Linked DNA regions of Homo sapiens: region 1 is linked to region 2. The links are chromatin contacts, found by Hi-C or POLR2A ChIA-PET in ENCODE. All regions are on one chromosome and are shown on one strand. Each heading gives the region's core, a stretch centred on a gene start or an enhancer-like site at or near the end of the contact. The rest is flanking DNA. Distances are from core to core; before and after follow the strand shown.

Region 1 (7,527 bases), core at 297-2,796, 100 kb after region 2:
ATCTTCCTCTTTCCGATCACTGTGCTATTGTTGCTTCGTCAAATCTGCTGTTTAAATGTAGGAATTCACAGCACCCTGGGGCACTGGAGACGTGAATGATGTCCAAAGTGGCTTCAGACGGCTCACAACTTACTTTTGAAAAGCACATTTCTGGACCGACTTTATACCTGGGAGTTCTGAAATTAACTTTCACTTGGAATACAAAGCTTATCAAAGGATAATAAATAAAATCATGTTGATTTGAAGTATATATATATATACATAAACCCTCACAATTGTTTAGAATTTAGATCAACAAAATATTTTCCCTGGCAGGAGTATTTAATCATGCCTGGTAATTAGAAAAACAAACAACAGCAACAAAAACACCAGTCGTCTGACTTAGTAGATTTTATTATTGTGACTTCAGTGACAGTGTGTCACCTCGCTGCCTGAACCCAGGCCCACAGCTCCCACTACCCCGCCCTCACTTTCTATTTCCCTAGCGCTTTGAAGATTCCATTTTACCCACCGCAGGAGAACATTATGAGGCTAGGTAATATAATCCCCATTTGACAGATGAGAAAGCAGGGGGCCCAGAGAGGCTTATCCAAGGGCCAGCAGGAGGGGACAGAGCCTAGAAGCTGGTTCTGCAGGGCTCAGCTCCCACTTCTCAGGGCACAGTCCCGACTAGCCCCTCTTATTAGTGACCGTGGGTGGGTCTACTCCCCACAGTTCCGGCTGCCAGACTTACCCAGGCTGTGCCTCATCCTCGCAGTACCTACCTGCTCTCAGCTTGGAAAGAACCTGGAAATTCATTCACACCCAGGTTCTGAGGGCTGCTAACAGGCTTCTTTCCCAAGAGGTAATTGCCTTTATCAAAGAGGGTGCTCTTTAATGAGCTGAAAGAATGCCTCTGCAAGTCGGGCCTCCTCCCTAGGCTGCTGGGATCACTGGTACACATCTGTTCTCCCCCATCTCACCTCAGGAGTAGTTTGCTCCCCAGGGAGGAGCCCTGCCTGAGAGTAAATCCAAAGAGACGTCCCACAGTTAACTCAGCCTCAAAAGCATTTGGAGTTGCAAACTAAATGACATAGTCTCATGACTTGTGTCTGATTCTGTGGATCTAAGAAAATCCAGTTTCTCCCTAACTAACGCCAGCATCCTACAGCCTAGCCTCTGCCTGGTGAACACAGACAGCCTTGCCGGGGCCTGGCAGAAGGAGTGCTAAGAGGACAGGGCCTCACAGACCCTAGAAGTGGGTCTCACCCTTCTCAGCTCACTCAGATGCTTTGTCTCCAGAGTTCTCAGATTTACAAAGCTTAATGAGTGCCAATTTACTCATTATTGTCCTCCCAGGCCTCACAACGCATTAAAATCCTTCTGCACAGACAGATTAGGAGACAAGCCTAAGGAAAACGTACATCTGCTTTAAAAAAAAAAAAATGCAGTTTCAGGTTCCACTTTACATCAGCCAGGGTTTAGTTACAGGAAACAGAAACCACTCTAACAATTTTAAGCAAAAAGGGGTTTAGACAGGAAATTAGGGGCTTACCGTTTTATTGAGAGGCATGGGCCAGGCCTATTGGCGTGGTGCCCGGAAAAAGGCCTGGGGACCAGCCGGCTGGGCTCTGCTAGCCTGACTCCACTCAGCCAGGTGGGGGTCGGGAGGCTCCCAGTGCTGTACCATACCTGCCTCTTGACCCCACAAAGGGACTGAATGGACCCTGGAACGCTGCCACAGGAAAAACAACCACCACAACTTTGCTCGCCAGCAGAAACGGCCAAAAGCAGCAGGAGGAGAGTCTTGGCCTCTGAATCATAGTGGTGTGCGAAGAATTGGCAGGACTATGGATGTGCTGGAGCTGGCTCAGCCTAGTGACAGCCAACGGTGCACGGCAATTCCAATTCCAGGTCCAGGGACACCAGGGGATAGCAAGATTGAAATTGACCACAGTGGATATATTTACACCATGGAAATCAGCAAGCACTAACAGCCGGGTTGCTTTTGTTTTGTGTTGTTTTTTTGTTTTTTTTTGAGAGCTGGTTGTTAAACATTGACCACCGGGCATAACCCATTTCACATTTAGAACTCTAGCGGCAAGGGAAGCGGGAAAAGCAGTGGCTCACCTTCCAGCCTTTGAAGGAACAGCGAGGAGAGCACACAGAATGCTAGCTGCCAAGCCGTCCTCCATGACACACACTCCTAGGAATGTACCCTGCAGTAAATTTGCACATGTGTGAGGGATGAATGGCTGCTGATGCTGCACTTTGCTAGTAATTACGTGGAAGCAACATTTCTTAACGCAATTGCTCTTGAGCATATGTGAAGTTTATTAACCCTGGAGCTAGGGAATTGGCAAGGGGACAGAAGAGTGGGTTGGTTCAAAGATGGCTTGGAAATTGTTGATTTGTATCTACAGGGGGGAAAGAATGCTTGCATAAGCAGCTAATTAAGAAGAGGCAGCTAATAAGGTCAAGCTTACAGTTTCATTTAACATGATCGTTAAAACGTCATTTCCCTATCGGCTGGAACAAGCGAGGTTTGAGGCACAGTAATCTTGGGGGTGATTTCTAGAGAGGCCAACCTTTCATCCGAAATAATAAGAAACACATCCAAGGTGCACTTCATCTGTGGCTCTTAATTAGACAAAGCTACACGGTTTTGTGCCCCAGCTGAGCTGGACGAGAGCCCGTCAGCTCCAAGGCAGCAAGCATTGTCAAGCAGAGGTCACAGCAAAGCGCCAGGCAAGCAGGGTCTGCACTGGCCTCTGGGCTGCTCAAGCTTCTGGTTCTAAGGGACTGAATGTGCAGGTCGCCCAGCCCTCCGTATTGTTTTTATTTGACAATAGCCAAATATGGCAACAAGTTGCTATGCACTGAATTGTGTCCTCTCTAAATCCATATGTTGAAGCCTGAATCCTGCAGTGTGACAGTATTTGCAGATAGGGCTATTAGGAGGCAATCAGGGTTAGATGAGATCAGAAGGAGGTGGCCCTGATTCTCTAGGGCTGGTTTCCTCTTAAAAACAGGGAGAGATGCTGGGTGCAGTGGCTTGCACCTGTAATCCCAGCACTTTGGGAGGCCTAGGTGGGCAGATCACAAGGTCAAGAGATCGAGACCATCCTGGCCAACATGGTGAAACCCCATCTCTACTAACAAAAATTAGCTGGGTGTGGTGGCACATGCCTGTAATCCCAGCTACTTGGGAGGCTGAGGCAGGAGAATCGCTTGAACCTGGGAGGCAGAGGTCGCAGTGAGCCAAGATCGCACCACTGTACTCCAGCCTGGTGACAGAGCCAGACTCTGTTTCAAAAAAAAAAAAAAAAATAGGGAGAGACACCAGAGTGTTCCCTCTCTGCCTTTGAGGCTACAGCAAGAAGGCAGCCACCTATGAGCCAGGAAGAGAGCTCTCACCAGGAAACAGCTCTGATGGCACCTTGATCTTGGACTTCCAGCCTCCAGAACTGTGAGAAAATCAATGTCTGTTGTTTAAGCACCCCAGTTGGTGATATCTGTTAACAGCAGCCGGAGCTGACTAGCATACAAGCTAAATGTCCATTCATAGGGAACTGGTTGGAGTAAAGAGACAAGTCACAGAATGGAAGAAAATTTTGTAAATAATATATCTGATATGGGATTAATATCCAGGATATATGGAGAACTCCTGAAACTCAACAACAACAACAAACAACAAAACCCAATTTGAAAATGGGCAAAGGATTGAATAGATGTTTCCCCAAAGAAGATGGCCAACAAACACAGGAAAAGATGTTTAACTCACTAATCATTAGGGAAATGCAAATCAAAACTACGAGATACCACTGCTTACCCATTATGAGGGCTACTATTTAAAAAAAAAAACAGACAATAGCAAGTGTTGGCAAGGATGTGAAGAAATTGGAATTCTTGTGATGCTGGGAATGTAAGATGTTGCCGCTGTGTGGAAAATAGTACAGCAGTTCCTCAGAAAGTTAAAAATTGAATTACAATATGATCTAACAGTTTCACTTCTGGGTCTGTAGCCGAAAGAACGGAAAGCAGCATCTCAAAGAGAAATTTGTACACCAATGTTCATAGAAATGTTATTCACAACAGCTAAAATGTGGAAGCAAGCTGAGCATGCATGGATGAATGAATGGATAAAGAACATGGTAAATACAGACAATGAATATTACTCAGCCTTCAAAAGGAACAAAAGTCTGAGACACATTGCAGGAGGCATGAACCTTGAAGACATAATGCCGAGTGAAATAAGAAAGGACTGTGTGATTCCACTTGGATGAGATAACTGGAGGAGTCAAAATCATAGAGACAGAAGGAACAGTGGTTGCCAGGGGCTGGGCAAGGGAAGAGCGGTATGGGGAGTTAGTATTTAATGTGCACAGAGTTTTGATTTTATAGGATGAGAGTTCTGTGGAGGGGCTGGGCAAGGGAAGAGCGGCATGGGGAGTTAGTATTTAATGCGTACAGAGTTTTGATTTTATAGGATGAGAGTTCTGTGGAGGGGCTGGGCAAGGGAAGAGCGGCATGGGGAGTTAGTATTTAATGTGCACAGAGTTTTGATTTCATAGGATGAGAGTTCTGTGGAGGGGCTGGGCAAGGGAAGAGCGGCATGGGGAGTTAGTATTTAATGCGCACAGAGTTTTGATTTCATAGGATGAGAGTTCTGTGGAGGGGCTGGGCAAGGGAAGAGCGGCATGGGGAGTTAGTATTTAATGCGTACAGAGTTTTGATTTTATAGGATGAGAGTTCTGTGGAGGGGCTGGGCAAGGGAAGAGCGGCATGGGGAGTTAGTATTTAATGCGTACAGAGTTTTGATTTCATAGGATGAGAGTTCTGTGGAGGGGCTGGGCAAGGGAAGAGCGGCATGGGGAGTTAGTATTTAATGCGCACAGAGTTTTGATTTCATAGGATGAGAGTTCTGTGGATGAATAGTGGTGATGGTTGCACAACAGTGGGAATGTACTTAATATCACTGAACTGCACACCTAAAAAGGGTTGATATGTGATATGGTTTGGACTTGTGTCCCCGCCCAAATCTCATGTCAAATTGTAATCCCCAGTGTTTGAGGAGGGACCTGGTGGAAGGTGACTGGATCACGGGGGTGGATTCCCCCCTTGCTGTTCTTGTGACAGTGAGTTCTCACAAGACCTGGTTGTTTAAAAGTGTGTGACACCTCCCCCTTCACTCTCTTCCTCCTGCTCCAGCCACGTAAGACGTACCTCCTTCCTCTTTACCTGCTGCGATGATTGTAAGTTTCCTGAGGTCTCCCCAGCCATGCTTCCTGTACAGCCTGCAGAACCAGGAGCCAATTAAACCTCTTTTCTTTATAAGTAACCCAGTCTCAGGTACTTCTTTATAGCAATGCGAAAATGGACTAATACGATATGGTAAATTTTATGCTGTGTGTATTTTACCACAGTAAAATTTTTTTAATAGAGAGCTGGTTAAATATAGTGCATCTATCCAGGGCCTCATTGAATACCATGTGAAAGGTACTGCCTAGAGTTGTGCAAACAGCAGTATTGACTCCGATGATGAAATACCATGCCACCATTAACACAAAAGAGGTAGCTCTATATGCATAAGGAATGAGCTCTATAACATGTTAAGCCAAAAGAAAAGAAAGGAACAAATCATTATGTATAGTATGCTGCCATTCAGGTTAAAAGTGGTAAAAGGAGTCTATAAATGTATTTGCCTGACTAAGCAAAAATATCTCCCGAAAGATACTCAAGAAAATGGCCCCACTGGTTTTCTCCAGGAAAGAGTCACTAGACGCAGGAGCAGGAAAGGAGATTTTTACCAGATGCTTTTTGGTTCATTTTAAATTTTGTACTAATATACAACTATTGCCAACTCAAAAATATTTAATTTTTAAAAGATCGTTGCAGGAGTGAAAATACACCAGCCGTTGAAGCGTGTATGCGGCCCTGGAGACCGTGGGTTGGAGCGGATGCCTTAGGTATCTGCTTCGCTGTAGGGACTAACACCGGACTTCAGGGCTCGCAGGGGGCTGGAGTCCTGGGTCTTACCTTGAGTGAGTCACTGACCCCTCTGGCCTCCCCTCTGCCCTCAGGTTCCTCATCTGTGGCCACCCTGCGACAGGAATAGACGTAGCCTATGCATCTACAGATCTAGGCGTGAGGTGGGCCTCTCCTCCTAGGCAAGGCAGGGGCTCAGGTGCTCACTGCAGCATAGTGCAGTTCTGCTTCCGAAGCCAACACATCTGCCAGTCTCCACCAAGGCACCCCAGGAAAAGCTACCTCCATCCTCACATGGGGAGCAGTCTGGTCAGGGACGCCAAGTGGTCCGTGGGCTCTGGAGGCCTGGCTGGAGTCCTGCCCATTCCCCACCATCGGTGGCCATGTCAGATCCTGGCCCAAGGGACAAGCCTGGTGCACTCTGAGTGGCACTGTGGGGACTGGAGAGGGTGTGGCCTATAGGGCCGGTGGCACAGGACCTCGCAGAGCTCAGAGATGCTGACCTGGGCTCTTTCCTGAGGCCTAGCTCCAGCCCAGAGAGGCCACCAGAACTGCTTCACGGCATCCGATGACTGAAATGTTCCTACCTGAAGGCTGGTTCAAAGAAACAGCTGACTCCGCAGTTAGACGTGGGCCAGGTCTCCACGGAGCATGCGTGCTTGGCTGTCCCTGCTCGGCCCAGGGGCAAGGCCTGCTCTGCTGCAGCCCTCTCTGGCCCCCTTTTCCCTTCCTCCCATCCTTCCCCACCAGGAACCTTCCCTTCCCCCACAGGCCTCCACTCCACACTCGAGGGGAGCACCTTTGCTCACACCCTCTGTAGCTGTCTGCGGAGTGGAGCAGGAGGAAAGGGACCGCCACGTGCTCACTGTCGCCTGTTCGAGGAGATGCGTCCACTCTGGCCTTTCCCCTGCACTGGGCATGTCACTGTCACCTAACCACTGCCCCTCTTGTGGAGGGACTTGTGAGGTCCACTGTCCCGGGGAGCAGGGTCTGAGAGCAGAGCTGGGCACCCCACCTCTCTCATCCAAGCACCTTCTCCTCAAACTCCCCTTGAGGCGGGGTGAGGGGATGAGGTCACAGCTTCTGGGACCTGGCTGACCGGACCACCCCCTCCACAGCAAGAAGCGAGGGGGCCGTGGTTCCTCACCTGCACCATGCGCCAGGCCTGCCAGCTCCTCTCCCACCTCGCCTAGCCCCCACCCTCATGAGGGGAACAATAAGGACACGGAGACTCAGCGACATGAGTCCAAGTGACATGAGGACCACAGACCCCCCACACCTGCAGCTGACATAGGGAGTGACCATTCACATTCCAGAATTCCAGAAACCCCAAACTTGGTCATTGTCACCTGGGAAAAGGCTCTGGCCAGCCCCACAGGCCCCTTCAGGGCCAGGCCAGCCATGGGGGGCTGTGTGAGAAAGCAGCGGGTCAGCCTCTGCCCATGCCTCCCTGGTTGGCCAGCAGCAACTCTTCTATACATGAAAGAGTCTCCATCTGCTCTTGAAAAAGTCTCCCTGTCACCCACGTTTCCACTCCTGACCTCTGACCCTCCTGCACCC
Region 2 (5,951 bases), core at 115-2,614:
GAGACAGGGTTTCACTGTGTCTCTCAGGCTGGATGCATCCTCAACCTCCCCAGCTTAAATGATCCACCTGCCCTGTATGTTTCTGTTATAGTTACTTGAGGCTCTGGGACAGTGGTTCTTAACCCCGGCTGTCTGTTAGATTCCCTTGAGGGGCTTTTAAAGATAGCAATTCCCAGGCCTCACCTCACTGCTCTCTGACCCCAAGGATTCAAGTTCAAGTGGTCTGGGATAAGGCACCCCCAGGGCTGAGAGCTAACCACTGTTGCAGGCAGTGAAACACACCAGCATCTGCCCCCTGATGAGGAGGCTAAAAGCACTCTGGGACTTAACACCCTGCCGTCCCTGACACCTGCTTTCACCCCAGGTTCTGAAAAGTCCTGTTTCTAAGCCCTACTTAAAATGAATCCATCACTGCTTGAACCCGGGAGGTGGAGGTTGCAGTGAGCCGAGATCATGCCACTGCACTCCAGCCTGGCGACAGAGCAAGACTCCATTCAAAAAAAATTTTTTGAGTCCATCCATAAACTTCTTAATCATCTTGCTTTCCATTCAGTGCCAGGCAAATGGAAATGAACATTTTCCTGTTCATGTAACAGAGAAAAGAGCCATGGACTGTTGGTGGGAACTCCATCCCTGGAATAGAGCAGGGGCAGTTAGCCCTTTCTCTGAGCTCGGGGAACGAACACACATAGATAAGGCCATCCTCATCAACTGTATTTGGATTTCTGCCACCCTGTGATTCCTCGGGATCCAAGGGGCAAGAGGCTGCTTCACTGTGGAAAACTGAGGAGGCTTGAGATCCAGATGGTCCATGATTTTCCCCCAAAGCTCCCACGCACAGTGCCAACCAAACACTGCAGCTTCTTCCACACACAACCACTTTCCAAACCTGCTTTGAAAAAGTAGGCATTGAAGCTGTGCATCTGTTCTAACACGAACTTGGAAGCTGGTCCTCCAAGGGGTGAAGCGCTGCCTGTTGGGGCCAGAACAATCAAACACGACAATCAACGCTAGGCCAATCCTAGAACATTCCAGGAGCAAATCTAGCTGACTCGAGTCTGAAGGTTCTCTCCAGGAACCAGAATCCTCTGCATTCTCTCCAGCTTTGCCTTTTTCTTAACAGTTATGCAATCTCATTTCTTCTCTTAGCTTCCTCTAGCTGAGGCCTGAGGGGTGAATTCGTGCTTCTATTTTTCCTGACCTTCACCCCCACTTCCTTTCTGCGATGATTAAAACCCCCTACCCTTTAGTGGAAGGACAATCCTGTGAAGGCTGAGCCCGCCGCTCTCTCTGTGGCCGGCCTCAGCCAGTTGAGAACAGCTGTTTTCATCTTTATACAAAACCAGGTCAGCACACTGTGTCTTGGAGGCTGATGCTGCCTCACAGAGATGACTCCTTTCTGTAGAAAACTGCAGCCTTAGCATCCAGGGCCAGACTCTTACCTCATGCAATGATAGAGAAACCACCGTTTACACAGCCGTTCCCGGCAGCCCAACAGCTCATCTTTTGTTTGATTCCCACAGGGTGGGAGGGAGTTTCCCAGCATCCTTGGTGGGCGCCACCCTCTGAGCCCCACAAGTTCAGAGGCCCATCTCCTCCTCTTGCCCTGGCACACAGGGAGGCTGAACCCCAGTGCAAGCCGTGACATCAGAGCACAGCTTCCTCCCACAGGGCATCCCCTACCCATCTGCAGCCCAGACAGAGCCAGGCCCTCTGAAGTCTGTCCAGGGCCTGGTCTCTGCTCTGCTAGGAGTAGACAGAAGTCCCAGAAGCCCACCCCCATGCCACCGGGCCCCTGTCCCTCGCCCAGATAACTGTTTCCTAAGAAACAATAGAGTGTCCAGAACTTTTCCACGGTTGTTTTTTCAGACCCCCGAGTCCAGCCTCCAGAGTTATCCGTTGTCTCCGTTTGATTGACTGAAGCCTTTGTCTCTAAAATGCCTCCCTGTCGCTGCCTTGTTGCTCAAGTAGGTTGAGTCCGTGGAGTTCAACGTCTGGGACATCGGGGGACCGGCCAGCATGGCCACTGTCAACCAGTGCTTCTTCACGGACAAGGCCCTGTACGTGGTGGTCTGGAACCTGGCGCTGGGGGAGGAGGCCGTGGCCAACCTCCAGTTCTGGCTGCTCAACATCGAGGTGAGGACACCAGACGCCAGCCCTGCCATTTCAGTGCCCAGAGCTTTGCAGGTCCCACCGCTTCCCTCAAGCATCCCCTGTACTGAGAAAAAAAGGGGGTTATGTTGCCACAGAGGGCCCCAGAACCGTGGTCCTGCTTGCTTTTCACAGTGAGGCACTTGAAACCTTCCTCTGCTGAGGGCTGGTGATGTAATTTCCCCGCTTCCCTTAAATTTAGGAACCCCCACCCTTGGATCCAAAAGCAGAGCAGGGTTCCCTTCCTGTTATAAAGATGTCCTTGTCTCCCTGCCTCTGATGGCTGCTGTCATGTCTGAAGGGTCAGAAATCCCTCCCCACAAGTCCAACTCAGCACCCTCCGTGGAGGAGGTCACAGAACACCATAGACACCCCTCAATGCAACAGTCCCTCAGGTTCACGGAGAATGAGGAGCACAGGTGCTGCCTGGGCTGACATCCTGTAGCGCAGTCTGTTTTGCATTACTAGAAAGGAATGAGACTGGGTAATTTATGAAGAAAAGAGGTTCATTTGGCTCACAATTCCGCAGACTATACAAGCATGGCTTCAGCATCTGTTGGCTTTTGGTTAGGCCTCAGGAAGCTTTTAGTCATGGCAGAAGGGAAGGGGAGCCAGCATGTCACATAGTGAGAGAGGGAGCAGGAGAGACAGGAAGAGGAGCCAGCCTCCTTTCCACAATCAGCTCCTCTGTGAACTGACATAGGGTGAACGCACCCATTACTGCAGGAAGGTGCCAAGCCATTCATGAGGGATCTGGCCCCATGACCCAACCTCCCGTCAGGCCTCACCTCCAACACTGGGGATCACATTTCAACATAAGATTTGGAGGAGGCAAACATCCAAACCGTCTCAAGGCTGCAGATTGGTGGCTGAGCAAGGGCCGTGGCATCCAGGGTCAGCGCACCTGCACAGCTGGGAGCTCTGTCCTGTCCCTTGTTCCATGAACAGAGACAGTACTCAGCCGTGGGGTTCTCTGTTGCAGGCCAAGGCCCCAAACGCCGTGGTGCTGGTGGTCGGGACGCACCTGGATTTAATTGAAGCCAAGTTCCGTGTGGAAAGGATTGCAACGCTGCGTGCCTATGTGCTGGCACTCTGCCGCTCCCCCTCCGGCTCCAGGGCCACAGGCTTCCCAGACATCACCTTCAAACACTTACAGTGAGTGCCCAGCCTCGGGCAGCTCCTGCCTTCTTGTGGGTGCCAGTCGCTGATCTTTCCTGGGATCAGCTTGCAGAGAGCTCCTGAGTCTGGGTGGGGCTAGGCCCCTTTCCTGGCCAAGGGTGGCCATCCACAGAGCTGACCCAGCCTTGGGGAGGGTGAAGACCTACCAGACGGCTGGCTGGTTGAGGCCTGGAGGTGCCCCTCTTTGCTTCCTTTCTGCCCCATCCCCGCCCCAAGGGCCAGTGCTGAAAATGCATGGTGCCTATTGAACCAGGAGACTGAACGTGGGCACCACCCAACCAATTGCTGCCCATCTCATTTGTTGATCACTGATCAAGGACAGACCCTGGGGAGGGAGGGCCAGTCCTTCCATTGGGTCTGAGTGGTCCTGATAGCAGCCTTTGAGTCACAGAGGGCCAAGAGTTTGGAGGGGCTTTCAGTTAGGCATCACGACGTGTCCATACAGATAAGTCCAATTGCCCTGGGCTGACTGCCTGTCACTGGACTTTCACAACAGCCCTGCAGGTTGTGGGGATTGTTTGCCACTTTGTAGGTGAAGAAGATGAGGTTCAGCAAATTAAGTGTGCCCTAATGGGAGTAAAATACACTGCATATTGCATTATCTGCACTGATGGCTCTCAGATTCCCTCGCCCGGGGCAGAGCGCCACGGGTATTGGTGCATGGGTCAGCCTGGGACACATTGGCCTGGCTCGGAATACAGGATGAGGCTGTCAGGAATTCCTGCTTTGCCCTTGAGAAAGTCCCATGGGGTCTGTGATAAGAGGAGTCCTGGCTCTGGGTCAGAACCCAAGTCCAGCCTGTGTGAGCCTGTGCCTGCCCAGCCTGTACCCTTGGGGGTCTCGGTGTACCTCTGCACCTCACTTTCCTCCTCCGTGAAGTGCCATGTTTAGTCTGGGAAGACAGACTAAAGCGACACAGTGTGGGGCACCCAGCACAGTGATTTGCACAAAGCAAGGCCTCAATAAACTTCTTGTGTTGTCTTTCACGAGTTCTCCAGACTTGCCAGCGTTCAGGACAAACCTCTCAGGGAAACAGAGAAGCAGCAGCGCTTCCTCGGAGTGGGGCATGATGAGTAAAGACGGGTCTTTTTGCTCACAGTGAGATTTCCTGCAAGAGCCTGGAAGGTCAGGAAGGGCTGCGACAGCTGATTTTCCACGTCACGTGCAGCATGAAGGACGTGGGCAGCACCATCGGCTGCCAGCGACTGGCAGGGCGGCTGGTGGGTACCTTGCTGGTCCAGTTTAAACCAGTCTGCCTGCTTCCCATTGTTGGGGGTCCTCACTTCCCCCTCTCTCCTGTGAAGCCCATGTCTGTGTGGCAAGGCTCGGTGGTTCCTGGTGAGGGAGGGTCAGGATGGAAGATAGTGGGTGGAAACGTCCCACCCCCTCAGGCCACAGGGGCCGGGCAGGATCTGCCCAAGCTGGCAGGTGTGCCTTGGGACCTGAGAGACCCTGCCTCGCCCAACTGTCCCCCAGATCCCCAGGAGCTACCTGAGCCTGCAGGAGGCCGTGCTGGCAGAGCAGCAGCGCCGCAGCCGGGACGACGACGTGCAGTACCTGACGGACAGGCAGCTGGAGCAGCTGGTGGAGCAGACGCCCGACAACGACATCAAGGACTACGAGGACCTGCAGTCAGGTGGGTGGGGCTGGGGTAGGTGGCAGGGTGCCCGTGAGAAATGGAACTGTCTGTACTTGCTAACTTCAGCTTGGCCTCAGTAATGAATGAGAGACCGACACCCAGCCTGCGTTTCTGCCTTCCATCCCCCTCCCCTTCCTTCTTCCCTCTCACCCTTCTTTCCTTGGAGGGAGAGAACACAAACAGCTACTCTACACCAGCATTGTGTTTGCCACGAGGACAGACATACAAGCTGATGGACTGGCGCCTGCCCTCCGGGGCTGATATTCAGTCAGGGAGACAGAGGTCAAACAGTTACAATCGATTCTCATTAGCCACAGGACTTAACGTTCTGTAAAGTCACCGCGATCACTGAAATAGCAAATACGGAACCAGTGCTCCTAGGAGAGACGCAGCGTTGGGCTCCTGCGAGCCTCTGGTCACCACATACTCACCAGCCCGTCAGTACAGAACCTTGTTTTATGTGTGTTGCTGCGTAAAGATGCCATACTTAATATATGTTGTTGATTTGTTGGCATTGAACTCACGGCTGACAGCACTATTGCTCATTCATGAACAAAGCTTATCTAACACACAGGTTTCCTCCATAAGGCACATCGCAGCCTTCTCACGCTTAGGGAACTACACAGCGTTTCAGCACTTCACTAGGGACCATTTTGAACAGTGAAAGCGTCAACAAAAAGCACAAAAATTCAAAAAACGTGGCACTGACATAGACCACTAAGCAGGCAGCTGTTTTCAGCATGAGAGCTGAGAGAGTTGTCCTGTTCAGCCTCCGCTGGCAACGTGCACATTGGTCAATGCAAATTTTTCACCACTCAGCACATGTCTGCAAATAACCGCAGGAGTGCTGATTTGGAGGTTGCAGATCAATCTTAGCAAGAAGGTGAATTTGCAAAGGCAAAATCCACAAATAATGAGGATCAAGTGTAGTTACCCAGGCGGCCATCAGCCTAGGACTTTGGCAAGAGTTACCAGGGGCCAC

The links. A loop is a pair of places that touch in the nucleus more often than their neighbours do. ChIA-PET counts read pairs that join two places held with the same protein, here RNA polymerase II (POLR2A). Pooled maps may share reads with other maps.
Region 1: a loop to region 2 is called in a map of astrocyte of the cerebellum, with 5 times the contacts of the local background. The contact joins two enhancer-like sites. A Hi-C loop is called at or near these places in 2 of 168 maps with a recorded cell type or tissue (HepG2 and astrocyte of the cerebellum), 2 of 37 single-sample maps with no recorded cell type and 13 of 50 pooled maps. POLR2A ChIA-PET finds 5 or more read pairs at or near these places in 2 of 52 experiments (GM12878 and activated T-cell).

What each region holds. Positions count from the first base shown.
Region 1 is chr15:101,126,190-101,133,716 of GRCh38, forward strand. All of the region lies in intron 1 of LRRK1-AS1 (LRRK1 antisense RNA 1), which reads right to left. Among named protein-coding and RNA genes, the nearest start is that of LRRK1-AS1, 22 kb to the right of the region's middle. RefSeq lists silencers at 667-716, 5,058-5,257 and enhancers at 1,007-1,056, 1,347-1,456, 1,667-1,836. Within about 2 kb of position 1,547, at least 37 of the 41 ENCODE cell types and tissues checked have a DNase peak (open chromatin) inside an H3K27ac peak, as active enhancers do.
Region 2 is chr15:101,022,832-101,028,782 of GRCh38, forward strand. It overlaps LRRK1 (leucine rich repeat kinase 1), which reads left to right. Exons shown (of 34, transcript NM_024652.6): 16 at 1,972-2,136; 17 at 3,134-3,306; 18 at 4,430-4,550; 19 at 4,807-4,966. Among named protein-coding and RNA genes, the nearest start is that of LRRK1, 110 kb to the left of the region's middle. RefSeq lists enhancers at 4,277-5,476, 5,921-5,951. Within about 2 kb of position 1,365, at least 10 of the 41 ENCODE cell types and tissues checked have a DNase peak (open chromatin) inside an H3K27ac peak, as active enhancers do.